Linked DNA regions of Mus musculus: region 1 is linked to region 2. The links are chromatin loops, found by intact Hi-C in ENCODE. Cell type or tissue: heart. All regions are shown on one strand. Each heading gives the region's core, and the rest is flanking DNA. Links, peaks and the distances in the headings are about the cores only.

Region 1 (16,360 bases), core at 7,804-10,303, 66 kb before region 2:
TTGGTAAATGAGGACACTAGAGTAACATCTAAGATGCCTTCCCAGGTCATAATATCTTAGATGCTTAGGAAAATCTAAGCATTGCTTTTGGTGTGTGTATTCTAGGCAAATCCTTCAAATCCACATCCCAGCGCAGATTTCCAGCTAAGGGCACAGAGCTTGATGCTATGGTCTCTCTTAATTCTTTTAGGTGTTTTCTGGAGTTTTGACAGTACACTCTGAGAGGCAGCCACCATGAGACTGTACCTTTTGAATGGTCAGCGTTTTCCTCAGTCAGATTTTTACTTAAATCACTTGACAGTTTCCCTTAACAGCTCACTCCGCTTAGAAAACCTGGGCTCAACGGTTTACAGATGATCATCAGCCCGTGTACATAAATGATGTGCATGTCTTGAATAACCATTACAGCAGACAGAAAGAAAACACACTCAAGGGATTTAATGAAAGAGTGGAAAATTCCAGTTAAAACTAAATATTTTCTTTTCGAAGCAGTTTTGCTTTAAAATACTGTTGTTCATTTCTTGTAATGCTCCTGTCTGTAACACAGACTTTATCATATAGTATTGATCCTGTTAAAAGCCAGTCACCCAGCTTCTTTTATAACTCTTCCTTTATTTGAACATGGTATGTTAGAGAAAATACATGCTTTGTGATATTTAAAGGGAAGTAAGATTTTATTTGGCCAATCAACCTTTATTGAATTCTGTTTCTATAGCAGGATCCAAAGATAAGTAACTACTGGTAGTATATGTGAATCTCTCTCTCTCTCTCTCTCTCTCTCTCTCTCTCTCTCTCTCTCTCTCTCTGTCTGTCTCTCTCATATCACTCTCTAAATTTGACCAAGTTCATGGTGGGAAACATTGTGGAGAAGGAAGTGGAAGCAGCTGTTATAAAATGTTGGAGAGGATGGAAGCCATTAGTGACCTGCAGTTGCAGTGGCCTGTGGGTAGAAGAGAGGAGGAGAAGACCTAGGTTAGTACCCAGGAAGGATACCTGGGACAAGAAACCTGGTGGGTTGGGCCCAGCTTCAGAGGGGACTAGCTGGAACCTCATCATTGGATGGAGGGATGAGGAAGGGTGTTTTGTGCCAAAGGGCAAAGCAGGATGAAAATGCTGGGCGTGGTTCCTGGGCTGAGACTGTCACCTAACGAACAGGGAGTGACAGGGACAGGCTGAGCAGAGGACTATTGGTGTGGAGGTTGTACCATGTGTCCAGGTCATTTTCTTATGAAATAATGATAAATAGCTGCTGCTGCACTCCTCCTCCTCCTCCTCCTCCTCCTCCTCCTTCTCCTCCTCTCCCTCCTCCCTCTCCTCCTCCTTTTTGTCCTCCCCCTCATTTCCTCCTCTTACTCCTTCCTCTGCCGCTATGGAACTCAGATGCCACTCCCAACATAACCATACAGTTTTGGGACATACAGACTATTCACTACACTTCTTTGTCTTCACTTACGTCTTCTGGGTGGAGGCTTTACAAGCAAATTCTCTACCCATGTTCAGGGCCATAGGCACCCGATAAAATTAGTACTATCACCTAAGTGCAGAAATCTTGCCTAATCTCCATTCCCTGACTCCACGTTCTTCTTTCTCCTTGGCATTTATGTCAGGATCTGTCTTCTCATTCTAAACAAAGCTCTTCAGATACATACTCATTGTCTTTCCCATTATCCTGTAGACAGAGTCCCTGCCATGCAGTACCTGTCATGTGGCCTCAGGCTTCTGGCCAGACCTCAGTACTCCCAGAACCGCCTTTTATCTGAAAAAGATAATGACAAATTTCTTGTTCCTTTAGACTTCTAGTCTTGTAGATAGATAGATAGATAGATAGATAGATAGATAGATAGATAGATAGATAGAGATACATATATACATATCTGAATGTACACACACATACACTGGGCTGAGTGGAGCAACAGCATCTTATCTGTTATTAAAGGGTTAATAAATATAATGCAATGGTCTTTACTTTCCTTGTATGGACACAGAGAGGGAAACTGGACCACAGATGGACAGTTCTAAGACAGACTGAGGAAATCAACTCAAGATAATTAAAGTACCAAAAAGAGAAAGGAGGAAAGTCTCAAATAGAAGGGTTGATGCTTAGGACAAAAGACATGTACAGGTCAATGATCCTTGTCGGTGTTAAGGATGCTGACCATATTCATCTTACAGGTTGTAGTGAGTACTACATAATACTGCCCGAGGGATGCCAGATGCCCCTTCTTTGTAAAAACAGATTTCCCTCATACTGTCTATGCATCCTGGAGTCTTACATTTAGATGCCCTCCAAAATATACAGTCATACAATTTAGCACAAATAGAAAGGAACACAATGGGATGTTATTTCTAAAGTGTTTGATAGAACATGACACACATTAGAGGCCAAAGCAACAGATTACAGGATGTGTAGGACAATCACAGAAATGTGGATATCATCATGTTCTAGATTGGACCAGGACTGCTTACCAAGAAGCTCAGCGTAACAATCTCTTGTAAAAAGCACTAGTTGATAGGTTGTTTTTGGTTTTTGGTTTATTTTTTGTTTTGTTTGTTTGGTTTTTTAGTTTTCATGATCATTTGAGAAAAACAAAATGAAACTCCCACTGCTCAGTATACAATTTTGGCCATTTTTAAGATGACCCACTTAAGAAGTGGAGGATGCTGTTTATGCCATGGTGAGCACAGCTCTGATTTCCCACCACAATCATACCTAGTCTTTGACTACCAAATTTCAAATTTCCTTAGATGTTGTCTGTGTCTTCCTGTTCTTGCTATTTGTATGTAATCACAATGCCAACAAGGTAATAACAAACATGTTAATAGACAAAAAAAAAAAAAAAAAAAACAGACAAACTCACGGCTCAGAACAATGGTGAGTAGGTTAAAATTTCTTGATTTCTGGCAGCATCAGAAAAATAACAATGTAGATTGAATTACTAATTTTGCAGTGATGGCCATAAGACCTTACTATGTAACTAGAAATACATCTTCATATTTACAGGAAGTTGGAATTAGCTAATTCCCCTGTTCACCATGCTCTGAAATGTTTTGCTGAACATTTTAGTGTTATTAGCATATGACTAGGCGCTAGTCACAATGAAAGTGGCCAATAAATACTCCTGGATGAATGAACGGGTTTATCAGTTCCTTCATGGATCAGTGCTAGTTGGAAACACAGCAATTCATTTTCCAATCGATTCTAAATCTTCTGGGATCTCAATTTATCTGCTGGGTTACTGAAGTGGTCTTTGCAGTTGATCCAATTCAAACTTACCCCTGTCTAGCTTACAGATGAATGAGTCTCAAATTATGGTTATTTTATTTGGCTTTGTCAATTCCTGTGGGTGACCCCTAATCTACTTTTCTATCTGCTGAACTGACTACTTCCCCAGCGGTTTACCCCAAATACTTGCTGCTTCTACTGGCTCATGGTCCCTCTCCCTCATGGCACCTTCCTCTTCTCTGTCTGTCTGTCTGTCTGTGTGTGTGAGAGAGAGAGAGGGAGAGAGAGAGAGAGAGAGAGAGAGAGAGAGAGAGAGAGAGAGAGAGAGAATGTATGTCTTCATGTGAAGGGTACAACACATGTATGTGTATGTGGAAACCACAGGTCAACCTCAACTGTCACTCTACAGGACACTGTTCTTAAAAAAAAAAAAAAAAAGACAGGGAGTTTGCTGACATGGAGGTCACTAATTCAGCTAAACTGGCTAACCAGCCAGCCCCAGGGACCCTGTCTCTGACTCCCTGGTGCTGGGATTACCAATGAACAGCACAACACATAATAATTTGTTTGTTTGTTTGTTTGTTTGTTTGTTTGTTGTGTGTGAGTTGGAGCTACCCCACAGTGGCCTCTTGTCTTGAAGAGCACAAGAGCGTACAGGGTTGTTTATGAAGTAACTCTGTTCAGAGTATTCTGACATCCCCAGCTCCAAAATGCTTCTTAGAAAAAAAGACACTTAGTACTTAAAATAAGCCCATTTGTGTGTGTGTGTGTGTGTGTGTGTGTGTGTGTGTGTGTGTGTGTGTGTATGAGAGAGAGAGAGAGAGAGAGAGAGAGAGAGAGAGAGAGGAGGAGGAGGAAGAGGAGGAGGAGGAGGAGGAGGAGGAGGAGGAGGAGGAGGAGGAGGAGGAGAAGGAGAAGAAGAAGAAGAAGAAGAAGAAGAAGAAGAAGAAGAAGAAGAAGAAGAAGAAGAAGAAGAAGAAGAAGAAGAAGAAGAAGAAGAAGAAGAAGAAGAAGAAGAAGAAGAAGAATTACCAAAATACATAGAAATAAAATCAGAGGATCAAGAAGTAAGGAAAATACACTCTCGTGCATTCAGAAGGAGAAAACATGCACACACAATTGATGATTACTGAAGAGAAATCAAGGCTAGGAATGGGAGAAGATGGGGAGGGGCCATCTGTAGAATGTCTCTGTTTTATGACAATAGATTCTTCTGGGCTGCATAGTGTGAATTACCATGTGCCTCTACCCAACTTTAATCACTTTAAGACTCATATTAAGCAAACAATTTATGTTGAAATCATTATGTCCTGATAGCTTTCAAGTCACAAAGCAAAAATAAAGAAGTACAAAATAAAGAAGTCTCAGTAGGAAAGGAAGGAAGAGAGGGAGATACCAAGGAGGCCTCTGTTCAGTCAAATGCAAAACCCTTTTGACTCTCTTCATAACTTCAAAACACATGCAGTTCATGATGGATTTAAAAGCACAGCCCATAAGCTCATGTGCCCACAAGTATTGTGTGTATCTTGTCTCAGAATTGGAATATATCCTTCCACAGAGCATAGGGAAGAAATCCCTGCATAAAAGATGGTTTTTAATGTATAAAGGTTCAAATATAGTTATTCTATTTCAATTGATGTGAAACAAGGCCAAAAATGTGTCTTTAGGAAACTGTGCCCTTGTGTGGTAGCTTAGGGAGGTCAGGAAGCAGACCCAGGTGACTTCATTTAGTGTCTAGCCCTGGTTGAGTTGGAATTGTCATGAGGTAACAGTTACTGAAGGGAGATATGAGAATAGTATCAGTCCTGAGAGAGTTTCATGCTGGGGAGGTGGACATTTCCTGTCTGGGATGTTGGAATAATCTTGTTAGCTATACAAAATTTTGCCACACTGTCTCACACTTGTCTTCTAATTAATTATGAACATTCAAAACTGGCTTTCAAAGATTCATCAAAAGATCTCAGGACAGCCAGACGAATCAGAGTTGTGTGAGGTTCAGGACCAGCTTTAGGGAGGGAAACGCAGCATCCACCGATCATTTCTGACACCTGATACATCTCTGAGAGCTTGAAATTTATCAGATCTATGAATTTTCAATGCTGATTAAGAGAGATTTATTTTTCTTTTTTTTTTAAAGATTTATTTATTTATTATATGTAAGTACACTGTAGCTGTCTTCAGACACACCAGAAGAGGGCATCAGATCTCATTATGGATGGTTGTGAGCCACCATGTGGTTGCTGAGATTTGAACTCAGAACCTCCAGAAGAGCAGTCAGTGCTCTTACCTGTAATCTGAGCTGCCTAAATGTTAAGAGACATCTGGCCAGACATGAAGAACCCATGTGTGCTTTTCTGTCTGTGATGGAACTCCAACCTCACTGTTACATTCTCAATCACTGTTTTTTTACTGTTTCTTTCTCTATTCGGTTTTAAGACCCTGGACTTAAAAATAAAGTGATCTTTTTGCTTAGATGCTTCAATCCCCAAGTAAAATGTTTCAAAAACCCCTTGACAAGCTTCCATCTTCCTCGGATACATCAACACACCTGTTTTCTGCTAAGATGACATCCGTGTTGTCAACCAAGCACAGCCTGCCACCTCTACATCTTGAACCAAACCTTCTGAAGTTCAATAAGAATTAACTATCTCAAAATTGTGCAGATTTTTCTCCTTCTTATCCCAACCTTCCTGCTGAGGGCCAGAGGGCACTGTAGGACTGTCTTCTTACAAAGAACGGGGACAGCTTGGGGATCTAATGCTATAAGGAAATGTATTGTTCCCAGATCAGCCCAAAGCCATGTCAGAACTGGGCTCCTGTTGGTCAGGTTATAGTGGGGCAAGGCAGAATGAGATTCAAAGGGGAGGTCTGGGATTTGGAAGGTCCTCCCACAACTGGGTTTATATCTGACATTCCCTCCAACTGGCTCTGAGCTCTCCAAATAACTGCAAGCCTTCTGGCTTATGTTTACGTGTAAATGTCCCACCACCCAAAAACATTCAGAGGAGAGGAATAGGGAACTATAGCAAAGACCTCAAACCTGCTGTTTCTAATGTTCTCTCCTTTGTTTTCCCTGACAAAATCTTTGCAAATTCCCCAGCTGCCCATGAAGAGGCCACCAAAGCTGGCAGAACTGTCTCTTCTGGGTTTTAAGAGGTAAACTCAGCCTCATATCCATCCCCATCTGCTACTCCCAGTGCATTGCTCCGCTCTCTGTTTTCTTCGGCATTTCCTGGTCTGCTTGATGAACAACACGAAAACGGTTGAAAGGTGCTTGGAGAACTCCCACATTGAATGTGTGTTTGAGTTTTGCGCCCCACTGGTCAGGGAAATTGCCTGTGTGGCTGCAGACTAAAGGGTAACCCACAACCAAGCAGAGGTCTTCAGTCAGGGCTGTAGACGGGGGAGGGGTGTGTTTGGAGCAGAAGCTAAGAGGTTATTATTATGGTTAAAAGAAAAGGCCAGACACGCGTGATTTCAACAACCTCAATCTCAACAAGGGCATCTTATAAGCCCTGCAGGGAAGAAAGGCATGGTGTTTTGGGTCAGTGGACTACAGAAATTGGCCCTGTGTAGCCAGAGGCTCAGAATCATATTCCCTTCTGTCTCCAGAGCAAAGGTGTTGAACCATGTATTCCCCCAAGTCCGAATTTCTCAAAATAGACTGACAGATGGGTCAAGCAAGGTCTCAGTTGAGGACCTCAGATATCTGCTAGGAAAGATTGAGCCAGCAAGCCCAGGGACAGCTACAATCTTACATGAGACTGCCTTGTACATCATTTGAGTCTGTTTCACAAAGTCACACTGAGCTGGATTTCATCATTAAGGCTGAGTATTGAGGCCAAGATGACCCAAAGGAGCCACTACATAGAGGAGATGACAGAGTGGGTGGGGCAGTGGTTTCGGGAACTGGCAAAGGCCCCAGAAGGTCCCCTGTCCCTCTGCTGTTGTCTCTTTCTAGCTAATCTAATGGCTTCTCCCCATCAGACAAAGGTTTCAACTCACCCCTGCCTCCCATCCTCCTGTGTTATCGCTCACTGTAGTGTTTTAAATACAATGATCAGAGGGAAGTCTGAGGACCCCATAGTTAATCATTTCCTTTGTTCTAGCAAATGCTTAAGTTGGGGATTTTGTGATTGGGATGCATAGCACATACTACAGTTAGAGGCTAATGGCACATCAGTACCAGTAACAGCAGGTACCAATAACTCCCTAGCATTGCCAACTCTTTCTGAAAGAAAAGATCCACACTCCCCCTCCACAGAGCCAGACATACAAAGTGAGGGTTTTTTGATTTTTACCTTGGCACATCAAAATCAAATTGAAGGTTGCATTCTAACTTAGAAAGATTGGATCTCAGAAACCAAAAATATACACATACTTGTGCATGTATGTATGCAATGCCTAGTGGTTGATTATTGTCATGGTTGGAATATGCTTGACCCAGGGAGTGGTACTATTAGGAGGTGTGGCCATGTTGGAGTAGGTGTGTCACTGTGGGCATGGGCTTTAAGACCCTCATCTTAGCTTTCTAGAAGTCAGTATTCTGCTAGCAGATGAAGATGTAGAATCTCAGTTCCTCCTGTACCATGCCTGCCTGGATGCTCGACATGTTTCTGCCTTGATGATAATGGACTAAACCTCTGTGCCTGTAAGCCAGCCCCAATTAAATGTTGTCCTTTATAAGACTTGCCTTGGTCATGGTGTCTGCTCACAGCAGTAAAACCCTAACCAAGACAGTCATCGAAGCTATGTGCAAACTTAGCTATTGCAGTTGTCACTCTGCTGGGACAAAACTACCCAGTAGAACTTATTTAAATCAGGAAAGATGATTTCAGCTCACAGTTGTGGAAGGCTCAGGCTGTGGCTGAAAAGCTGCATGCACTTGAGCAGGTGTCACAGTTGCAGAGATGTATGGCGAGGATCACTGTTCACATCACAGCAGATATGGAACAGAAAATAGCCGCAGGGAAAATCCAGGGCAAAGGACCCAGCTACAGTGTTAGACGTTCTCCAACTAAGCTCCACCCCTAAAGCCTCCAGAACCTCGCACATAGTGCCTGCCACCAGCTGCAGAGCAGGAAGCTTTGGACAACATTTCAGAGTCAAACAAATGAAAACAAAACTCTAAGAAAGAAACAATAACAGCCCTCATGATGCAGGTCTGAACTTCAGCTATGACAGAGGCTGAGGCAGGGGAATCACAAATGCAAAACCTGCCTGGGCTGCAGATTGAGTTCTAGGTCATCCCGTGTCATTTAGTGAGACCCTGTCTCAAGATGAAAAGTGAAAAGAGGGCTGAAGATAGAGCCCAGTGGTTGAGTGTTTGCTTAAAATGTGCAAGCCCTATGATTAAGCCTCAGTTCAAACCATATGAAGAATAGCATAGCATAGCATAGCATAGCATAGCATAGCATAGCATAGCATAGCATAAAACAAAACAATAGTCTTCATAGAGAAACCTATACATAGTATGTCAGAGGACAAATGGTCATCAACTATTAGAAAGATAAGAACAGAAGGTTTCTGGGACAAGCAGTTAGAGATAAAAGAAATATTGGTCACAACAAAGTGAATATGTTCCATCAACCTCTGTGCATGTCCAGGGTCTCAGGGAAGGGAAAGGTGCTCTGAAGAGAAGGCAAGCCAGGAACCAGGTGGCTAGACCCAGTGGTAAGACTACAGCCTGAAAGAGTGTGAGGAGGCTATGGCCAAAGACCACCCCTGGGTCACAACAACAGAACAAGGGGTAGGCTATCCTGTGGAAGGAGGGGAAAGAATGTGTTCGCACAGCTTCATCCATGAGAAGCTAGCTACCAGGTGCCCACAAGATGGAAAATTTGGCAGCATGTGGGCAGGGAGGTTTGCCAGCTTCAGATATCAAAGACTGGCTTCTTTCTGTCGAGTGCTAATGGAAGCTATTAATATCCAGAGGTCATACTTCCTCTTAGACTCTGGATGTTTCCCAGGAGCACTGAAAATAGAGAATAGAAGCATGTTCACCCATCCGTAGGACACAGAGCCAGTGGCCTCAGCAGGACCTGCAAGAGTCCCCTGGCATGGGTGTCGGGATGATTCTACTCCCAGGAGAAAACCATCTATCTATAAAAACCAACCTGCCCAGCATACAGGCCCCCAGGGAATTCTCCTTCCTGATGGGACATTGTTAAAGTCAAATTTCTGCCCTGTGAGCTAATTCTCCTCTGGTATTGTCCCAGTTTTGAACTGATAAAGTGTAGGCTGTGTCCTACAGATTGTGTCATAATAATAATGTTCTTGATATAAATTATTAGTAATTTTACATCAGTAAGCATCTCCTGAGGCTCTCAGAGGGCTGTTTTGTTCTACTTTGTTTTACTGATTTAAATCAAGTGATTAAAGAAAAAAACAACACTCCCTTGCCTTGGTTCATGCTGTTAACTAGATTCACAGTAATGAACCAATTCTCAGCAGTTCACCATGGTAGAGAAAGCAGGTAAAGAAGACAGGCCCTGGGGCTGACTCGGCTGAATCCTTGTTACACAAGTTCTGGGTTCAGAGAAGCCCTTGGAGGGGGAACAAACATATCCTTGGTGGGGAAGCACCCCCACTGTGGCTGGACACACTTACCAGGAGGCTTTCTCACAAGTAAAAAGCAAAACACATCACACAGTCTTAGATCTCCCCGGGACCAGCTGACTTGTGCAGGCACTCAGCAGTTCTTTAAGGTCTTTATCTCATCTGACCTCCTGACCCAGTGATGGGGAATGAGAGGCACACAGAGTGGAGTGAGGTGAAGGGAGGACTGCAGACATGTCATTAGTGATGGCAGCCATGATGACAGTGACATAATGCGACTGCTTACTATGCACACAATGCTTTGTAGTCAACACACCATGCATTTCCTCTGCACAACTAGCAGATATATCTGCAGTAGCACACAGGACATTGTGTCCAAAGACTAAAAACCTTCTATTGAATATTTGCTAGGCAACAATATGCTGGGCAAAGATGTGTGCTAGCAAGCAAATTTATTTTACTATCACAGGAGAAACACACCAAAATTTGCATCACATTTGAGAACTCTGGACTCTTTGGATATGGGGGTAAATGAGGCTTGCTCTCAACAACATCTCCTTAAAATGAAAAGGAGAAATCATGCCTGTATCTATAAGGATTTATAACAAAGAATCAAAGTATAAGAAATGATAGGGAAATTGACAAAGTACAACAGTTGAGGGTTAATTGAAGTAAGCTTTCAAAAAATTCTTTATTTATATGTATGTGTGTACGCCTACATGACTTTATGTGCACCATAAGTGCGCAGATATCCATGGAGACTAGAAGAGGGCATTGGAGCCCCTAAAACTGGAGCCTCATGTGATTGTAAGCTACCCAAGTAGATGCTAGAAACTGAACCTTGGTCTTCAGCAAAAGCAGTAAGTGCTCTTTCTGCTGAGCCATTCCTCCAGCCAGGAAGTAAACTTTTTAGAGAAAGGATCTTAGATTTGTGGAGGTGGGGTTTGATTCCAATCATAGGAACACGGTATTATTCTTAAGGGGACAATGTTTTGACTAGAGATGTGTAGAGAGAAACAGGACCATTGAAGCAACAATGAACAGTGCTATCAGAATGTGGCAAGGCTGGGAGAAGCAGATTCTAAGTCAAAGGGCTGAAAGGTAATTCATCCAGGGGTGAAGGACATAGAGGCAGTCAGGCTTTCTCATCATGTTGCTTACCAGATGAGACAAAGGAGAAACAGAGAAGTCAAGACTCTCAGCCAGGAAATAAACCTGGGTGCTTGACTCCAGGCTTCTCCTCAAATGTAGTCTGGAGTGGACTTGTGATGCATAGGCCTCAAGTGCGTCAGGACTGTTTTGTATGTGACAGAACACAAAAATCACACACTTACTTCAAACATTGTAGTTTTTGTTGCAGTTGATTTGGGGGGATTCTTTGTTTGTTTGTTCCTTTGTTTGGTTTGGTGTTTTTTGTTTTTGTTGTTTTAGTTTTTATTATTTTTGTTTGTTTGCTTGCTTGCTTGTTTTTATAACATAGTTGCACAATTTGGAAGCCCAGATTTTATAGATGACAGCATAGGATTGCAATGTCAAAACATTGGACACGCCTGCAGTATTAGGACCTCTCATGGTGACCCTCTAAAGCCCCTTCCCATGTAGCTTCCCCAGAGCAAGGAAGAATTCCCCCTTACTGCCTAGGACTAGGAAGAGCTTAGAAATAGTTCTCCTGATCTTGGTAGTAAACAAGGCTACTGGAGGCCACTGTGCAGTGAAGACATGGGAGGAACAGACAGAGTATACAGACTCCCAAGAAAGGAGGAAAAGGCCAACAGGCCCTGGGGAGGGTGGGGATGATACTCAGAATAAGAAAGACATTTGTCTCAAAAAGATGTAGGTTTCTGGCTTGGACGTGTGTGTAAATGGATGGAGGTTCCTATGACTGAGCTGGAAAACACTGGAAGAAGTGAAACTCCTCTCAAGTCTTTCATGGGCCATTCCACTATCCTCAATGCCATAAATTAGAGTGGAGACTCACCTCTGCCTTGTGCTTGCCTCTGTGGCCCTGTGCTGGACACTGGTGGCTCTGTTTACCACAGACTTGCTTGTGGCAGTAGTGTTTTATTTACTACTGTTTCCCCCACCTCCTCCCAGGCCTGCAAGCTCTGAGATAGCCCAAGTTGTGGTGTGCCTTTGCTGGTGTGTGGGTGGGTGAGCGTGTGCGATGGCATGTCTTGTGGTAAACTGTTGATTTACTGCAGTGAGAGATAGATTAATACTTGCTTGATTTGTTGGGGCCATAGCATTGTAAAGGTCAGATAGTCACACTTGGCAGGAAAGCTGCATTTGAACCATGAAGCAGGGAAAATATTCACCTTAGCAGCTCTTCTCATCCTGATTATGCCTTCGTCTAGTGATTGCAGTGCTTAAAGAGTTCATCCCGTAAGCCTTTTACATTACTATTTGTGTGTGATGTGTCGGTCCTTGGGAGACAAGGACTTTTAATCTTGCTGGTCCCCAGTGAGATTATGAGGTATAAAATTGGGCCTGTGCAAACCTCAGACTGTTAGTGTGGTCGTGTGCTTAAATTTCCTGGAGGAGATCACTTATCTTTTGTCTTTGGGTGAAGAGAATATACTGTCCCATCTTCCTTGTCAATAGTTGAACAATTGGTTCGGGAGCTCTAAAATACCATTTCCAAAGCAATGGAGAAGCAGCCAGTGGACACTACTCGTAATTGTTTAATATTGTTACCACATTTGCTTACAAGAAAAGCGAGACAACTTGTCATCCATCAGGAAGGAAATATTCCTAGGCAGCAGTCATGGAGGATGCTCTGCAGTGTCATGGCAACCATCCCCCAGCCCCAGACTTGATTACTTCCATTGTATCCCTGGTCATAGCTGAGCTGCCCCATTAACTTCACTTTCTCCCTCCTCGTTTGTGAAGGGGACGCTGGGAAGCAGCCCACCACACACTTGCTCTGAAAGATGCACAGGATCAGAGGGATCCTTGCATGTCCTTCCTGTCCTCTGGATGCAGTCAATGAGAACATTCAAAATATCCTGGACTGCACCATGAGCCACCAAGAGAATCATGTGCAATTAAAACAAGAAATCTAGGGGGAATCAGAACCTCCTGTTAGAGAGAGTGCTGTTTGGTGATCTGTAGTCACAACCTGGTCCCATTGCTTACTATACATCAAGCCTCAGTTTTCTCTTCTGCAAAGTGGGGAACACAGCAACTTTGCAGAACAATTATAGCTCAAACAAGGATCACAGTACCTGGCACTGAGAAAAAAAATATTCAGTATCCAGTACTGTAATTATTGTGTCTAAAGTCACAAGAGAGGGCCAGTGAAGATGGCTCTGTAGGTAAAGTTACTTGAGACCAGTTCTAGCAACTTGAGTTTTATCCCCGCAACACACACGTTTTGGAAGGAGAGAACTGACTCCTGCAAGTTGTCCTGTAACCACTCCCTGCGTCTACATACTCAGGCATGCATGCATGCATGCATGCATGATGCACACATATTAAAACGTAATAATAAAATAAAATCACAAACGATGTGGTGGTGCATACATGTAATCTGAGCATTTGGGGAAGTGAGGTAGGAAGAGCCCTAAGAACTTAAAACATGTATGTATGTATGTATGTATGTACGTACGTATGTACATATGCATGCATGTATGTGTATGTATAGATAGATGATAGAAGATAGACAGACAGATAGATAGATGGACAGGCAGACAGATAGATAGACAGATTCAATCACAAAAAAGGTTTAGGGGAAAGTAGAGACCCAACTTAGGTCTCCTAATTCTGGTCTCACTAGATGACACTGCCTGGTTTCATTAAACTTCAATAAAACAGCCAGGAGCCTCCAAGATGAGAAAGTGATGTCTGATCACAGGGAAGATTCAGAATTCTGTGTCCAGAGACTAACACTGCTCATGTTCCAGGGAAACTCTGGTATAAGTTCCTAGCCTTCAGTTTATAGATTTGCTCAGAACCAAGGTCCACAAAGCATGCCTCAGTCTTCCTAAGAGAGACAGAGCATAGTCAGTGGGTTGTATTATGGATTATAATAAAATGGTCCAAGTGCGTGTTCAGTTTGATTTGAATGTGAAATGTCCCCCATAGGTTCCTACATTAGACGCTTGCTCTCCAGCTGGTGGCATATTTCAAATAAGGTTCTATTGCTAGGTTCTGCTTCCGGTTTGGTAACTTCTGAAAGTTGTATAACGTTGGTGTTGTTTTATAACAGAACAAAACCATGAAGGAATCTGCCTGAAGTCAGGCTTGCTGTTATTTCTTTTTGAAGTAGTTACCCTTATAGTTGTGTGATGTATGGGGCTTTCTTTGGATTATCTTGTTTAATCTCAGAAGCTAGGAAGGACCTTGACTTCTATGCAACAATGAGAGACAATGGAGTCGAATAGATGCAGTAATTCAGGCAGAGAGTTCAGATGGGTTTTGGGCTAACGTCTGGTCTCTCTTCTAATGGTAGCCACACTCACACACTGTAATAGTACAAGGCTTATGGTTGACATAACAAACTTATTTTGTACCCACAACGGTCATATATACATCAACTACACTTTTATAACTACCCTCTAAAGGGAGAGTGCTTTCAGCTCCATTTAACTGATGAATAAACCAAGGAACTGGTAGGTGAGGTAGCTTGTTCAAGATGATGTAGCTTAAGTGGCCAGCTAAGCTGGATGGCTCCCAAGTACACACTTTGGTCCTTAGCATGTGACCTTTGCATGGAAGTGTGTTATCTAAGATCTGCTAGACAGGTATCTTGGGACCCAACTAGAACAACTGGACCAGAACTTGTGTTCTAATAAGACCCATAGGCACCAGGCATACATGTAGTACACAGACAGACATGCAGAAAAAATATCTATATTATATATTTTTAAGTTTAAAATATCCCCAGGAGATTCTATAAAGGGTAAGAGCCACTAATCTAGGCTCTTTCAATGCAAAATGATACCAGGAAAACTGTCCTTATGTCTCACAACTTCCCAGATGGAGAGAAAGGAGAGCTGCCCTGTTTAGGCATTGTGCCCTGCCCCATAGAAAGGGACTATAGCCCAGAAGCACAGATGTCAGCTAGAAGAACTGTGTGCTAGCTAAGCCAGTAGCAGATACTGTAATAGACAAACCCTTTATTTTAGTGGGTTCATAAAATGGTTTTTTTCCCCTCATACATATAAAATCAATCAGTCAGAAGAGCTTTCTTCACCATCAAACTAGACCTAGTCCCCAGGTCTCCCTTCATGCGCCGCCACCAGTACTAAGCAAAAGGGAAGGTGGAAATCCATGCTCAGGGAGGGCTACTGAGCAACCGGCAATCAAGGCTACAGTTGGCTGCAAGTGATTGGCACTCAGTTGTTCACTTATCCATTCGATGAATTAATAATTTGCTGAATAATGAACAAGATCCACTTATTCAGTCATGCACTCATGTATCCATTCAACAGATGTTTATTAATGGCTGAGAGAAGGAGGATCTTAGATAGAAAAAAGTGCAAATCTGGAGGGATATTCTGAGTGGGTATCAATATGCACAAGTACTTTGAAAACAAGAGAGAGGGGATAAATATATGCCTGTATCAGGCAAGGGGAGGGAGAGAGAGAGAGAAAGAGAAGGAAAGGGAGAGGGAGAGGGGAACACTTGGGGAAGCCCCCCTGAAAGAGATGGTAATAAACCAAGCTTCTATATAGAAAAGGGGCAATCTACTTCACAAGAGAGTGGATTATGAAGATTTCAAACTCCAGAAATTGCAGAATGTAGAAGTCATGAAGTAAGTCAGGTCAAGAAGCAGAAATGTTGGTAGACTGGATGATGGAGAGACAGAAGGACTGGGACACACATACAACAAAATTCAAACCTGGCTGATTTGCTTGTCTCCTGGGAGTTGAGTAGAATGGAACCAGGATCTGCCTCGTCCTGAAGAAAATATGCAAATAGTTGTGTTGTATCACTTTCTCAGACAGAAAAAAAAATGACATTGTGCTTCCTTCCCTAAATGCCCTTTGTAATCTATGAGAGAGGAGGAGCAAGCTGTTTAAATTCACTCATATTTTATAATCTGGGAACAGCTGTCACCTGCTGTGCCCTGGGGAACTCATTACTTACAGAGGGACATGCAGATATCACACACTCCCTCAGTCGTGCTCGGCCCTGGGCATCCCGAGAAGCAGAGCCTGTGTCTTGCATAAGTGCCACACCAAGCCCCCTCCCCTGAGTATGTCCTCTGAAGGGTCTATGGGACAGGATACAGAATTCTGTCCTTCATAATTATGGAGTGATTAATTATTTAATTATAGTACATAACAGCTCAGGCAGTGCCACCGCCTCTCGTTTGTTGGACTCTGAGCCCCCATTAATCATTTGAAATTTTGAACTTGAAAGAGATGGGCTGATACAAAGCGTGAATTGTAGTACTCTCCCCAGTACCCATGATCTGCTTCAAAAACACCACCAATATATCACAGCCACCATTGCCTTCAGCAGCCAGGGCTTTAACCCCAGGTGAGCATCTTAGGAAGGGGATGCCGTGTGTGCACATCAAGGACATGTGCTCCAGCCATGGAAAGAATCCTGTTTTGCTAATAAGCCGTGAC
Region 2 (16,360 bases), core at 9,191-11,690:
TGTACCCCCCTGGATCTGATGATCAGTTGCTGTAGAAATGGAGGGTTGCAGCTCAGAGCCTGGTGGGAAAGATCTGATGTGTTTGTATGGTGTATGCTTCCCCTACTCCACTGCTGTGCAATCTACTCCATCAACAGAATCCTCTTTCTAAACTCTTCACCTGTACAGCCTGTCTTGTCCACCCTTGTACTTCCCTTGCAAGTATGTTACTGCCCTCTCACCCACTGGTAGCATCTATTGAACATATCTTGGCCAAGATACTGCCCACTCCATCAGCCTTCCTGCCTGAGCTTTTCCCTATCAGGCACATCATCCAGGTAATGACCTCATCCCCCATTATATTTTGGTTTTAGAGAAGGTATCCAAGGTCCTTTGTGTCTGGTTCCAACTACAAAACCACAAAGCTGAACACACAGACTGGTGGGAATTCTTGCAGATAGCACAACAGCTCTAGTTCTGCATAGCCTAAAATGCCTGCACCACACTCAAGAAGCTTCCAAGCAGATTCAACCTGTCAATCAGTTCACCTCAGCGTCAAGAGCATCCTCACTCCCCTACCCTCGCCCAGCAAACGGGACTTCAAGAAGCACAGCCACCAGTAAAAGCTGCAAAAACTCCAGGAAGGGGTGTGTGAGGGAAAGTCATGCTTGGCATCAAGAGCGAGCCAAGCAGTTGGGGGCACCCTGGGTTGCTTGGGCTGCCGGGAAGGATGGTTTTTTCAGAGAGTACTCTCATAGAGCACGTATTGTTCTCATTGATTTTCATTCTTTAGTTTCATGTAATTACTGTTTCTTTTATCTCCTTTCTTTGGCTTTCTCTCTTTTCCTTGGCATATATTATAAACATATGTGTTCATTTTTCTGGAAATCTGTAGCCCTTGCTAAGTTTTATTAAGGGGTTCATTTGAAGAAACAAACTCCCAGTTAGTGAGATGCAGGACTGGGGATTCCGGGAAGGTGGAAGCTGATGTCCAGAGTATGTTTTATTACTCGGGTCTCCCTCTCACCTCATTTGCCTTTAAAACTAAATATGTGACAAACTGAGCTATCTCGGTGAGGAATGGGTGCTCACAAAAGGCTAATTACTTTGGTTTCCTCTTGTCTTTAAAAAAAAAAAATTCCCTTTCCCAAAATAGCTGATAAATGGTTCTTTGTAGGGATGACCGGGCGCAGCTTCCCCTGCCGTTAAACGCCCGTTTGACATCTTAGTGGGCGTTAGGGTTGCATATCAGATCCAGACCTCAAGCTGGGATGCTTGTGTGTGAGGGTCTCAGAAGGTTAGGAGCTAGAGGACACAAGCTGATCCTAACAGGAAATGTTTACCTTACAATATTTTAGATTTATAATCTTCCGAGTTCAAATGCTCCGAAGTCAGAAGAGGGGGCTGTGAACACTCTGTGGTATCCTCATTGCACAGCCACATGTGCCATTTTGGTTGACTTTACCCAAACTCCCCTTCACTTGGTGCTTTTTGGATTTTACCATAGAAGTTACAAAATTCTGAGTTCCTGAGACCCCTCTCCTCCCACCCCCTTTTGCCCGAACTCAATCCCGTGACCCTAAATTGCTTCACATCTCTGACTTTGCCGCCAACCTCCCATTGTTCAGTTGATCTCTACTAGATATCCAGAAGAAAGCAGCCTTATTAAACGGTCATCATAATGAATGGATGGATGATTGATTGAGCCTTCCCAAGAGAATTTTGATTTAATAGTGTTGTTCTCATAAACCTGTGTCTACTGGACAGAATCTCAGGTACCTACATCAACATTTACTGAAGGCTTATTAAAAGTTGGTTGTGGTCCTTAGTGCTTTGTGGCAGTCACAGAATTAAATAAGTAACTATGCAAAACAGGGAAGAACTCTTTTCTAACACCTCAGTCTTTCGTCCCTCACTTTATCCTAGCCACCAACTCCCACTTCATCCAGGTATCTGCTTATATATACACCGTATCCAATCTTCCCACCAAACCTCGTTCTCACGTGTCCCACACTTGGAGAAGATGCCAATTAAGTAAAGCATTTTGCACCATAGAGTGGTTCTCTCTGCTCTATTATCACCTTACTCTGAACCACTGCACCCAGACCTCACTCTTCCACCTCCAAAGGATTAAGCTCCACGACAAAAGTAATTTGATGCTTGTGGGTTTTTTTTTTCCCCTTACCATTCGCATCTCTTCATCTCCTAATTTGAAAATGTTTTCTAATCCAAAGCAGCTCTTCCTTCTAAACTTGGCTTCCCCGTGAAGTTCTTTCATATGGTGGAAATTACCATACTTTATTGGAATGTATGAGGAAAAATGTTTCCATTTTCTCTCTTTCTTTCTTTACAATAAATTCACCTTTTTGTTTTGTTTCCAGACAAGGGTTTGTGTGTGTGTGTGTGTGTGTGTGTGTGTGTGTGTGTGTGTGTGTGTGTGTAGCCCTGGCTGATCTGGAACTTGCTCAGTAGACCAGGCTGCCCTCAAAAGTCTCCCAAGGACTGGGATTAAAAGCATGTGACACTGCACCGCTATAATAATTCATCTTATGCCAAGTTTTTTTCCCTATGTTCTGTGAATGAGCAGGGTTTGCACAGGGGCTCCTATTAAAGTAAACTATGTACTTGTTTGTTTGTTTGTTGGACAGGGTTTAAGTATTTTATTTAGTTTACAGTCTCATCAACATTTGTTTTCTTTTTTCTTGGATATTTTCTTTATTTACATTTCAAATGTTTTCCCCTTTCCAGTTCTCCTCTTTGGAAACCCCTCATCCCATCCCCCTTCCCTCTGCCTCTATGAGGGTGCTCCTCTACCCACTCACCCATCCTCTCGCCCTGGCATTCCCCTATACTGGGGCATTGAACACATTCAGGCCCAAGGGCCTCTCCTCCCACTGATGTCCAACAAGGCCATCTTCTGCCACATATGTGACCAGCGCCATGGGTCACTCCATGTGTATTCTTTGGTTGGTAGTACAGTCCCCAAGAGCCTTGGGGAGGGGGGTCCTGACCTGTTGACACCGTTGCTCCCTCCATGGGGGCTGCAAACCCCCTCAGCTCATTCAATCCCTTCTCCATCTCCTCAATCGGGGACCTCCAAACTCAGTCCAATGGTTGGCTGCAAGCTTCCTCCTCTATATTGGTCAGGCTCTGGCAGAACCTCTCAAGAGACAGCCATATCAGTCTTCTATTAGCAAGCTCTTCCGGGCATCCACAATAGCATCCTGGTTTGGTGGCTATATATTAGATGGATCCCCAGGTGGAGCAGTCTCTGGATGGCCTTTCCTTCAGTCTCTGCTCCACAGTTTGTCTCCATATTTCCTCCTGTGAGCATTTTGTTCCCCCTTCTAAAAAGTACTGAAGCATCCACACTTTGGTCTTCCTTCTTCTTAGGCTTCATAAGGTCTGTGAATTGAATCTTAGATATTCCCAACTTTTTGGCTAGTATCCATGTATCAGTGAGTACATACCATGTTTTTTCCTTTGTGACTGAGTCACCTCACTCAGGATGATATTCTCAAGATCCATCTATTTGCCTACGAATTTCATGAAGTCATTGCTTTTAATACCTGAGTAGTACTCTATTGTGTAAATGTACCTCATTTTCTGTATCCATTCCTCTGTTGTGGGACATCTGGGTTGCTTCCAGCTTCCAGCTATTATAAATAAGGCTGCTATGAACATAGTACAGCATGTGTCCTTATTACAAGTTGGAACATCTTCTGGGTATATGCCCAGGAGTGGTATTACTGGATCTTCCAGTAGTACTATGCCCAATTTTCTGAGGAACTGCCAAACTGATTTCCAGGGTGTTTGTACCAGCTTGCAATCCCACCAGCAATGGAGGAGTTTCCCTTTTTCTCCACATCCTCACCAACATCTGCTGTCACCTGAGTTTTAGCCATTCTGACTGCTGTGAGGTAGAATCTTAGGGTAGTTTTGATTTGTATTTCCCTGATGGCTAAGGATACTGAACATTTCTTTAGGTGTTTCTGAGCCCTTTGAGTTTCCTTGGTTGAGAATTCTGTTTAGCTCTGTTCCCCATTTTTTAATAGGGTGAGTTCTTTGTATACATTGAATATTAGCCCTCTATCAGAAGTAGGATTGGAAAAGATCTTTTACCAATCTGTTGGTTGCTGTTTTGTCCCATTGACAGTGTCCTTTGCCTTACAAAAGCTTTTCAGTCTTATGAGGTCCCATTTGTCAATTCTTGATCTTAGAGCACAAGCCATTGGTGTTCTGTTCAGGAATGTTTCCCCTGTGCCCATGTGTTTGAGGTTTTCCCCAATTTCTCTTCTATTAGATTCAGTGTATCTGGTTTTATATGAAGGTCCTTGATCCACTTGGACTTGAGCTTCTAGTTTTGTTTTTAACATTTATAAGTCCTTTTTTTTTTAACAATAAAGAAATGTTTTTAATGGAAGTATTATAGATGTTACAACCTAGACAATTTTAAACATTTCATTGTAGAAATTGGTAAATAGAAAAACAAATCTAAGCTTTTAAAGTAAAATTGATTGTATAATTTCCTTTTTCTAAGTAGCCTTCAAGTGTTTCAAATGTATAATAGTGGTAACTAGATTCTAAGACTGTACACTCTCTTCCTGTTGTCCCTCCCTGTCTGTCCATCACTCACATCATCTCCCCTGATCATGCTGCTCTATTGCTCTGGACCATGCCTCACTCATAGAGCCCTTGGCAGCTACAGTAAACAGAGAAAGTGGAAGATAGGAAAGAGAGGGAGGGAAAGGAAGCGGGAGAGAATGAGTGAACATGTGTCAGGCAGTCAGTGGCGCTGGGCTTTGCTTTGGCTATTTTATGTTTTCTATAGTTAAGTCGATGTTCTCGTTCAAGTGGCCTATATCTTTGTAAAAATGTGTTTTTACTTATTATTTGAGAAATTTATACGTGTATATAATGCACTTTGACAATACCCACCACTGTTCTCCTCCTATGATTCTTCTCAGACCCGTCACCAAGTATCTGCCCCCCACATCCAGGTCCTTTAACAAAAAGACATGCCACTGAGTCCAACTGGTATTTCCTCGGTGTGCACAGACACAGAGCAAGGGCCACGACCCTGAAGGAAACGGACTCCCCTTGAGTAGTCATCTACTGCCATTAGGTCCTCAGACACAGAGCTTCGCAAGCTCCTCCCCCATCCATAGTGGAATTTTGACTGACTGGGTCTTATGCAGCTCTTCTGTGGGCAACTGCACCTGCTGTACGTTATTGAGCACAAAGGCACTGTCCAGAAGACACTGCTCTGTAGCAGTTCAATGTGACCTCTGGGTCTCGCAGTCTTTCTACCACATCTTCTGCAGTGGTCCCTGCCTTGGCAGAAGAGGATGTGATATAGTTGTCCACCTAAGACTGTGCACTCTGCTATTGCTTAGTCTTTGCACCTTGGCCAGTTGTGAGCCTCTGTAGTAACCTCATTCCGTGCATAAGAAGCATCTCTGACGCGGGCTTTAAACGCACTAATCTGTGGATGTAAAGATGAATATTTAGAAGACATCGTACCAGGCATGATCTCCATGCTACTTTTATGTTTAATTAGCTTATAAGGTTGCATGTTCCCTTGTTGATTTTCATTCACACTTGGTTTTAATTGTTCCTCTCTTTCCCCTCCCCCTCATTTCCCTCTCTCCCATTCCTGCTTTACCCGCCCTCCCCTTCCAATCCTGTAGATTCAAGTCAGACTGTATCACCCTCGAATTTGCACGTAACTAGCTTGTGAAAACACGAGCTCTGAACATGTCTTCTTAGCAAATGGTGGTGAGTAGTAGGGAATGTCAAGTCACAAGCAAGAGGGTACACATATACAAGGATGTGGGCTCTTTCCCTTTAAGAGGGGTCTGCAATGTGAGGCAGCTTTCCTTTCCTGTGAGAAAATAACAAAGTGTCATTTTTATGGAGAAAAGATTTATCTTGTTTCAGAGGCTTCGGTCATGGTACCTGTTGCTTCTGTACAGAACATCATGGTAGGAAATATGTGCCAGAGAGAAGCAGCTTACCTCACAGAAGGCAAGAGACAAAGTAAGAGCACAGGGAAAAGACCAAGGGCAAGAGCACACCCCCTTTAACCAAGCCCTACTTCCCGAGTGTCAATTACTCCACAACAGACCATCAAATTAGGAATCAATCAATGGGCTAATCTATCATTAAGGTCCCAGCCCTCATGTCCAGTCACTTCTTATGAGCCCCACTTAGGAGCATAGCTGACCTATGGACCAAGCCTTAGCCTTTGGGAGGATTTCCAGGTCCAGACCACAACGTTTGCGTTGGTCCATCAGTGACACTCGTTTCAGTTTTTATCAGAGAACAGCTACTGAAGAATCACCAACATCGATTATTTTTTTAATTTTTTGAAACTGACTTAACTTTGAAAGGGGATTATCTAGAGTGGGGAAGGGAGGGTGTCCCCGACATTACTGTCATTTTATGTTAACAAATTTAACATGCACAGTTAAAACAATATATTTTACTACAACCTTTAGAGTAAGTATTACCTTAACGTTACAGCTGTTTCCACCTTTCTTATATCGTCAGGGACTAGTGAAAACTGTCTCATGGGACCCCAGCACAGTATCAAGGAACCACCTGACCCTGCAGCTGGAGGGCAGGGTCTCTTGAGGACCCTGGTATAACCTGGAAAACCTCTTCCAGGGAAATAGGCATGAAGAGCCAAGCTTCTGTGAAGACTGTCAGGCTGTCCCTGGCTAAGATACGACCCTGTGTGGCAGAACCAGCTGCATGGCTAGAGATGGGCCAGTGGATTCAGTAGACTCTGTCATCGACTGCACCCAGGTGCAGAGCTCACTGCCCCTCCCTACAGGAACTAGCAGTAGAACTCACATTGTAATTGGTATGACCCGAGTCTAAGTGCTTAACGCCCCCAGCATATCACAGAGTGGCCAATTGACGCTTTCCCAGAACTACAGAAACACAAATCACTAACACCATTCTCTGTCTACACAGCAGTTGGGGAGCCGAGGTTAAGTTGGAGGCCCTAGAGACAGAGAGCCTCTGGGGACAAAGAACAATAGGAATGTACTTTGACACCAGAGGATAATACAGCCACAGATCACTTAAGACGTTTTGAATAGATACAACTGACTAAAAGAGACAATTTCCTCCCCTCCTACTACTTAGCCTGGGGTGAGGACAAAACCCAGCAAACCAGTCCCATTAACCCTAATAAAACTAATCCATTAATGTGTGAATGAGCATAATTCTACATAAGAGTTCACGGTAATATATGCCTGAGAAGTTTGAGCTAATATACACATAAATAATAGTACATAAAAGGTATTTTTGTTTCTGTACAATTTAACTAATTCCTATGAGAAAAGCTGAAATTCCTTACAACCTCCCAAAACTTTTTCAGATTCCCCAAAGGCTAAGAGCTCTACATATGGTTAACACAGTCCAAGGCTGGGCCAAAATGCAAGTATAATGAACGATATAGGGAAACTGATAACACTAAGTAATAAATAATTAATGCTTTCCCAAATTGCAATAATGTTTTCTTCACACCGCTTGTATGAGAAAGTGCACAATTAATAGAGACAAATAAATGTTAGGGATTTAATATGTATTGACTTTTTTTTAAAAAAAACACATTTATTTTATTGTTTTCAGTTGTGCATATATGTGTGTCTCTGTGTGGGGGGTTGTATATGTGTGTCTCTGTGTGGGGGGTTGTATATGTGTGTCTCTGTGTGGGGGGTTGTATATGTGTGTCTCTGTGTGGGGGGTTGGGCAGGTGCCAGATGGGAATTGATGGGTTTGTGAGGCACCTCACACGGATGCGGGGAACCAGGCTCACATGCCCTGTCAGAAGAATGTATGCTCTTAACCACTGAGCCATCATCCCCCATCCCCATAGTATCATTTCTTGTTCAAACTGGGCCATCCTCCCACACATCCCCCTTAGGTAAGTGGTATAACATCTCAGCAAGCCAGCAGAGAAATGGCACATAGTCCTTTCTTCTAACAGGGGCCTGAGCCTCTGCTTTTTACTGGAAATCAAATCGGAAAGGTCGATTTCATGACATTGTCCCCCATTCCTGCTAAGGCATCTGCATATTGACACTCTAAAAGATGACCCGAAAAAGCACGCTGTTGGGTGGGTTAAAATAAACGTCTAGTGCAGGGTGACATATAGAGAAACATTGCGATAGAGTAGCTATTTGGGCTGGAAGAGAACTTTCCTAGTGCAGTCTTGCTGGAATCACCTGCTTGCTTCTTCACAAATACTGAGAACCTATGTGAGCCATGTTCAGCCAGACCCTTGGTCTTAGGCTCTAGAACTCACAGGTGCAAATGCACATCTTCCCATTCCAAGTGGCCACAGTTGCCTGCCGCCATAGTCAATTGTTAGAGAAACTGGGCAGAAGCACATAGCTTCCCACCAACTCCTAGAGCAGTTTTCCCTGCTAAGATGAATCCCCTCTGCCTCAGGTGACCAGAGCCAGGCAACTCTGACTTTGTCTTCTGAAAGCATATATGTTGTTTCCAACCCCTGCTGTTGTGGTCCACGTGCAAAAGATAGACCTGTCAGATGGCACTGCTCACCACACACACACACACACACACACACACACATAAGCACATAGTCACACAGACACTCACATATACACCTTCTTCTGGCGATGTTAGCAAGGGAAACTGGGAGCTAGGACTATGGTCACCACTAAGCCATTATATGGGTAAGAAAGCATTACAACTCCCTCTTTTTATTTATTCAGACCTTGGTTCTGTGCCAGCGGACATCCAGAGGAGCAAAGTACATTTCTGTCTTCTTTCATGACATACTGCTTCTTTGTTTCATAAAGTTAAGCACGGTTAGGCCATGCTTATGTATGCTTATGTATGTATGCTTGTTTATGGAGCTTTTTGAATGTTGGTATGTATTTACATATTTGTGGTGGAGTGCATATGTGTCCGTGGAGTGCATGTGCAAGTGTGTGCAAGAAGTCAGATGTCAGCCTTTAGTGTTGTTCCTCTGGTACCCTCCACCTTGGCTAACCCAAAGCTTGCTAATTTGACTACAATGGCTGACCAGGAAACCCAGAGACTCACCTCTCTCCACCACCTGAGGGCTGTGATTACAAGCACATACCATAATAACAGGATTTTTTAAAAGAAGGTGGCTTCTGAGGGTTCAGCACAGGTCCCCATGCTTATGCTACAAGAACTGTATTGGCTGGGCCATTTCCCAGATACTATTTAGCATTTGATTGTGGTCATTTCTTCAGGACGTTTTCCTACTTAAGTTGGAGGACTCAAGTGGCTCCCTACCTATCTTGGTCTTGGAAATCTCATTTAAAAAGTGCCAACGCCTATATGACGGCCTCCACCCTGAAAGTCTCACAGCTGGAGGAAAGGCAACCACTGTCCAACAAGACACAGCGACAGGTTTAAAGAAGCACAGCTCCCAGGAGTCCCCTGACTGGGTGGAAGTGGCATTCCCTCTCCTGCAAGTTAGGCAGCATGGATGAAATGTTTATAAGCAACATAGTAGTCCCCATATGCGTGGGAGCATTGATAGGAGCTAGTCCAACTACTGCAGCCTTGTATTCTTAACTTGCCTCTGCCAGCAATGCAACAAATGAACTATCTCCTCCATGCTCAAAATAGACACGGTTTTCTGAGGCCCAAAGTTCACCAGCTGGTCCCAATAAAGTGCCTTTAAAATTCCTGCAAGAAGATTATGCTTTGTGATTGTGCAAGAATATATATTGTCCCAAGCCTGTTCAGATGACCATAGCAATGTAAGGTGGAGGGACTTGTGATAGTGTTTGCATGACTTGTGATAGGGTTTTACAAGGAGAAATATTTCAGACGCTACAGGAAGTGACCATAACAACAAGTCATTTAAACAGCTCCATGAAGGGAGAGTGGAGCTGGGGACACGCATTCTTTCAGCGAGGCTGTAGCTAGGGAAAACGCCAATATAAAAACAACCTATTTTTAGGGGCTCAATATCTCTTCTGTAAATGCTTGTGAGTCATATTTTACAAGGGCAACACACTCAGCCACTGTTGTACCCCAGCTCCCAGCCACCTTAGGAGAAACAAAGAGGATTCCGTCAGTGAGCGCTTCCTGGCAAAATTGCTTGTGAGCTTTTGATTGCAAAATCATTATGTTTGGCACTGAGTTAAGTAGCAGGAAGAACCTGACTTGATTTTTCAAATCCCTCGGCTGATACAATGCTGCTCTTAAGCTTTTAAACTGCTCAGTTAGGCTCAAAAGTCTCAGGGAAGCTGTAAAATGTCTATTTTAGATTCTTAGTTTTTAGTGTGCTTCCCAAGCCCCGGCAGGATTTTAATGGCATATCTGTAACAGGAGACCCCCACGCTCATATCTGGGCCGTGGTGTCTTCTCTGCTGAGGCCAATAGATAATCCTCAGGGGTTAGAATACATAGTCTGGAGAACACATGCCAGCTGGGAGTCTGTGAAACCCCCAGGCGAGCCTGTGTGATGGGATACTATGCAGATGGCAGAGAACTCTGACCCATGTTCAGCTGAACCCTGGTGGCTTCCCAAAGAACTGCAGGGAGGGCCTTTAAATGACACTATGTGCTTCAAGTATAGGACATAGGATCTTTGTTTTAGTTGACATTGTTTTATTATTATCTTTCTCTTAAACTGGTAAACACAATAACGGGCCTTACATAAGCTCTGCATACATTGCTTTTTATTGCTTCTCGTCCCTTCTCCCTTCTTTGGGACCCTGCCCACCCCTGCCCCTGCCCCTGCCCCTGCCCCTGCCCCTGCCCCTGCCCCTGCCCCTGCCCCTACCCCTGCCCCTGCCCCTGCCCCTGCCCCCACCCCCTACCAATTCTCCTTCCTTTTCCAAGTCTATAAATTCTGTTATATTTTTTCTTACCACCCCCTACCTCTAGCTAAAGACATCTGGTTCCTTTTCTAGTTCTCTCTCTCTCTCAAATGCAGGAGCCACATATGAAAAAAAATATGCAGTATTCATCATTTTAGATCTGAGATATTTCACTTAATATAGTAGTGCCCACTTCTACTCATTTTGCTGCAAATATTATAATGTCATTTTTTCTTTCACAGCTAAACAAAATTCCATTGTGTGTAGGTATCATAAGACTTTTTCTCCATTCATCTGTTGTTAGACATTCCTTTACTGTAATGCAATAGTGAGCAAGGCATGCTGGCTTATCTGTCGTAAAACATATAGGCCTCTGGGTGATACCCAGGAGCAGTACAGCTGGGCCACTTCGTGGTTATGTGTTTAGTGTTTTGAGACTTCTATTCTGATTTCCACAGTGATTTAACTATTTTGCAGCCCCACTAGTCGTAAGTCAGGGTTCTGCTTTCTGGACATCCTCACCAGATGTGGTCTTTTGCGGTGCCGTAGAAAGAACATTAGCATCATCACAGTTAAATTTAAATAAATAAACTTAAATTTGGGATATGTCCATTATACGCTCTGAGCCTTAATTTCCATATCTGTGAACTATCCAGAGATAATAAGATCAACCCAACATCATCACCAAGAGAAGGATGAGCATGGGAAACCTCTGCCTTCTACTGATGAGGTCAGCTTGAGCCCACAATCCTGCCAGGGCCTCACCAGTGGTGGGAACACAGACTAGAATCACAGCTCCAGACTCTTGCCTCGGTCTTGAAGTGCCAAAAAGTGACTTTCATCTATATCCAGTAGTTATTCAAGTACAACACATACTCACCATAGCACTCAGGAGACAGCCCAATGTGCTGTTATATCAAAATAATTAAAAGAACATATTTATTTTGAGGAATGGAAATATTCATTGACTGCATGATGCATCTCCCTTTCCTATGTATAAATCATACTGTCTGCTAGTGTTACTGTGAAAAATGCTGTCAGGGAAAGAGGAAATATGCATTTCTTCTCTTAATACAATGTCAGGGCTATATCAGCCACCTCGCTTCTGCAGGCTTCTTACTGCCTGCCTCAGGATGCAGCCTACATTGAGGAGTCACAGAATGGACTGAGTCTTAGATGATGAACTCAGTCAACCATCCCTGAGTCAACTACAGCTGAGCTCTGACTCTGGTCATGAGATGGTCATTTCCTCATTGTTTGACATTGGGCATTCTGAAGCCGACCTCTAAAAGCATGCAGATAGCATCCAATGACACTTGTGTAGGTGCACATGTTAGTTGCTGTTGTACAGCTGTGACAAAACACTTGTAGGAGAGACAATGGATTTTGCCTCAAGGGGTCAGAGCATTCAGTCCATGGTCCCTGGCTCCATGTTTTGAGGCCTCAACCTAACTGTGCTGTGAGTTTTCACTATGCCACATTGGACATCATAATAGTCTAGACCCTACCTACTTCATGGAGTTAGGTACTAAGTACGTTAATTCGTGCAAGTCACTTAGTGTCTTTCCCTAAGGGAAGAGTGTCATCAGTGTCAGCTACTGCTTAATCCAGGAGGGAGGTCATCACACTGGATAAAGGCATAGATTCTGCAGCCTATGCAGGCTAGGAATCCTCTCTACATGTACTACTGAGTAATCTCTAGTTGCTGCATAACCTACCATGTCTCTGACTCCTCAACTACAAAACAGAGGTAATAATAGTGGCATCTGGTTCCCAGAGCTAGAATTATTAAATTGATCAACACAGAAGAGTGTCTGGTATGGAATACATTAAAAAAAAAAAAAGATGGTCACTATCTTGTGTTATCCAAAAAATACCATCATTTGATTCTAGACAAGAGCCAGATTGAGCTAAAGTGGTACTCCTTAAGCCTGCATATCCTGCGACCCTTTAATCCAGTTCCTCATGCTGTGGTGACCCCCAACCATAAAGTTATTTTTGTTGCTACTTTATGACTGTGATTTTGTTACTGTTATGAATCATAATGTAAACACCTGTGTTTTGCGATGGTCTTCGGCAACCCCTGTGAAAGGGTTGTTCGACTCACAGGTTGAGAACCTCTGAACTAGAGGCTATGTTGAGGCTATGTTGAGGATGGAGAGCAATGAGGAGAAGTTCTTGGGAACTTCCATTCATAAACCACTCAGCTGAATATGCAGAACAGTCATGTCTTAGCCTGTTCCAGCTGCCATGAAAACCCACCACAGACTAGAGCTCTAGACACTGCAGAGTCTCAACTCAAGGTTCTTCATCACGCGACTCCACTTAGGCGTCTCACCTTAGCTTAATGAGGCTCAATGGCTTGTTTTGTGCTTCCATGGCCCTGCTTCGTGAGAGAGGAGAGAGAGAAAAGAGTGCCCAAGAGTTTCCCTCCTACAGAGCATGTCTGAGTTAGGGCTTCTGTTTCTGTGATGAAACACCATGAGCAAAACCAACTTGGGTGTCACTCATATTTCCACATCACAGTCTATCATTAGAGGAAGTCACTGTAGGGACTTAAGCAGGGTAGGAACCTGTATCAAGAAGCTGAGGCAGAGACCATGGAGAGGTACTGCTTACAGGCTTGCTCCTCATGGCTTGCTCAGCCAACTTTCCTATAGCACCTAGGACCACTAGTCCAGGGATGGCACTACCTACAATGAGCTGAACCCTCCCTTTCAGTCACTATTTAAGAAAATGCACCACAGGCTTGGTCACAGAGAAACCTGGTTAAGGCATTTTCTTAATTGATGTTTCCACTCCCCAAATGTCTCGAGCTTTTACCAAATTGCCTTCAAACTAGCCCACTAAGGACACTCATCCCAGTAGATCAGAGCCCACTCTTCAGATCTTGTTTAAGTCTCGCTATTTTCTTAGAAGTCCTGTCTCCAAATGCAACCACCCTGGGGAGTAGACATTCAAAATCTGAATTTTCAGAGGACAATTTATTTATGTGAGATTCCAGGCAAGGGCAGAGGGGAGTAAATGGAAGTTTTGATCATGTGTAAATATTTATAATATCCCTGACCAAAGCTAGTCTTTAATTCTGGGTGAGATTGATGATTGATTGGTTGATTGGCTAAAATCACATCTATTAGTTCAGGCCAGCAGACTGGATTTGATTCCAAACAAATGGACATTTCACACAAGAGACAAGGCTATAAATACACAGTCCGTGGGAAGGGATCTTTTGTCTTCAATTGTCACATTAGCCATTGATTTCAACATTTCTATCACACTTTATTTATCGTGCATAAACTTAGTTGTATGTGTATGCGCGTGCCTGTGTGGAGGTCAGGGGAAAACTTTAAGGAGATGGTTCTCACCTATCCATAGGTCTTGGAATGACACTCAGGCAAGTTCCTTTACCCAATGAGTTACTTTACAGGCGTCTCCTCGTTGACTTTTGTCTTCTTAGATTCCTGTCTCTTTTGTCTTAAAAAATTCCTGAGTTATTGCAAGAATGCAAACTTCCCACAGAGCACATCACTTATTATTATTATTTTGCATTTGTCAACATGCCATATTCTCACAAATCAGCTCCCAGGTAAAGAAGCTGAGACACATCTCTGTTGAGATATGTTGAGGAAAGAGTACACATAACCTGTCTGAGGCTCTCCTTTAATTGAGAATGGCCTGTGTGTTGCTTGGCATTTGAAAAGTCAGATAGGTATCTATTCTCTACTTTGCCACAACCAAGAGGCAAATAACTGCAAGTCTAGAAATTTATCATGATGATATGCATACCAAAATTTCTTCTGATCCAGAAGCAGATAATTTGATTGCAAAGCTCTCTGAGGCCCCCTCTCCTGAGCCTGACTGAAGACAGCTTGCAGTTTTTTATCATTTGCTGATTCTTAGCTATGATAAGCCAAAGGAGATATAGAGCATGCCAATCTCCTGACTAAGATGTCAAGGTTTAGTGACAAAGCATAGTCTGCCAGATTTAATAATGCCAAATAGAATCATAAAAATTCACTTGCTACTCCGGAGATGCCTGTGACAATTGTATTCAAACTATATCAGCAATATCTTTAAAAAAATGTATTCTTTTATTTAGTGGTGTGTGTGTGTGTGTGTGTGTGTGTGTGTGTGTGTGTGTGTGTGTGTGTGTGAACAACAGAAGAGTTAAGAGTAGAGGATAGAGAAGTGATTTTACAACAAAATTTCCAAAACAGGTTCTAGTGGGGCCAAGCAGGGAAGGAGTGAGGAAGAAGACTAACACAGCCAGTGCCTTCTCTGTACAACCCCAGCTCGGAGCTTCCTCTCTCTCCAACCCTGGGGACTGGCCCTGGATGGCCTGCTCTACATTTTTACTGTAGTCATGCACACTGGATAGCCTGAGCTGCACTTTACTGCTGAGACTAGAGATTCTCTGAAAGATGAGCCCTTTGAGATGATGCTTTTACAACAAGGGTGGGGGCCTAGCTGCGTCTATGTGGCTCTAAAGTCCATGGCTAATGTTCTCTAGGACTGTTACGTGCAGGTGGGAAAACCATACCCAACATCAAGAGAAGGCTTATCACAAAAGATGGTGGTGGGGAAGACCAGGCTGGCGAAAGGGAAGGATTTTCATCTGGATCAGGCATGTGGAATGCCTCCAGTATCTGTTGCAACCTTTGTCATCTGTGTGCAGGTCACATGGGTGTCTGCTCTATAAAAACATCTTTAGACTCTAGGTATGTTTTAGGACATCTTCTGCACCTCACATTTATATCACATACCATACATTATAGTGAAGTTTTTTGTTAAATTGTTTATGGATTAAGGATTGAACCCAGAGTCTTGCATACACTAAGCACGCACCCTTCTACCACTGTGTCCCTGCCTTGGCTCTTCTTGTCCTTGTAATGTTTCGTCAGCAAAACACACTCGGACAACCAGATCCTTCTACGGCAAAGCTTTATTGCTTACTTATCAGGAAGACCTCGAATACAGGAAACTCAGTCCTTTTATAACCCACAAAGAGCGGTTGGAGACATGTCAGCTCCTGATTAGCTGCTCACCATTAGCCCAGATAACGCCACGGGACAGGCAGGGCACAAGGCATGGAAAAATAACCCAGCACATGCGCAGACTACTGGTTTACTAGTTAGAACACCGGATATCAGCGCCATCTTGTAATGGCGATTGCAAGGGCGGCTCCTCACAGGCTCTTGTACTTTTCACAGTTGCTCAGACTTGCCCTGGACCTTCTCTAGCTCAGGCTAGTCTTGAACTTGCAAACCTCCTACTTCAGCCAACCCATTAGCTAAGACTATTGGCCTGTACCACCAGTCATGACTTACGTATCTTATAGTAAGAAATTTAAAGCACAAAGAGATTCCCTACGCCTTGCACTCCATCCGCTGATTTGCGTGCTCATGAGGTCAGTGCTAAGTATCTTCCTTGCTCACTCTCCACCTGACTTTTTGAGACAGGTTCTCTCACTGACCCAGGAGCTCGACAATTCAGCTATGCTGTTTAGCTAACAAGTTCCAGGGCTAGACCAGCAG

Evidence for each region. A loop is a pair of places that touch in the nucleus more often than their neighbours do. Peaks named below come from ENCODE experiments on the same cell type or tissue, not always from the same donor. Only the 100,000 strongest peaks of a DNase experiment are listed, where the experiment ranks them.
Region 1: a loop joins it to region 2, with 2.5 times the contacts of the local background. A loop is called at or near these places in 1 of 42 quality-filtered maps.

The regions. Positions count from the first base shown.
Region 1 is chr2:4,178,604-4,194,963 of GRCm38, forward strand. The region is part of intron 1 of Frmd4a (FERM domain containing 4A); the gene reads left to right. Among named protein-coding and RNA genes, the nearest start is that of Frmd4a, 34 kb to the left of the region's middle. In heart, for the core only: no CTCF peak of the experiment used is centred there; a DNase peak (open chromatin) is centred at 9,098.
Region 2 is chr2:4,243,098-4,259,457 of GRCm38, forward strand. All of the region lies in intron 1 of Frmd4a (FERM domain containing 4A), which reads left to right. It overlaps Gm39752 (a long non-coding RNA gene), which reads left to right and starts at 4,329. Exons shown (of 2, transcript XR_865942.2): 1 at 4,329-5,757; 2 at 5,920-16,360. RefSeq lists an enhancer at 8,922-10,840. In heart, for the core only: a CTCF peak has its summit at 10,525; DNase peaks (open chromatin) are centred at 9,964 and 10,444; H3K4me3 peaks cover 284 bases; H3K27ac peaks cover 1,876 bases.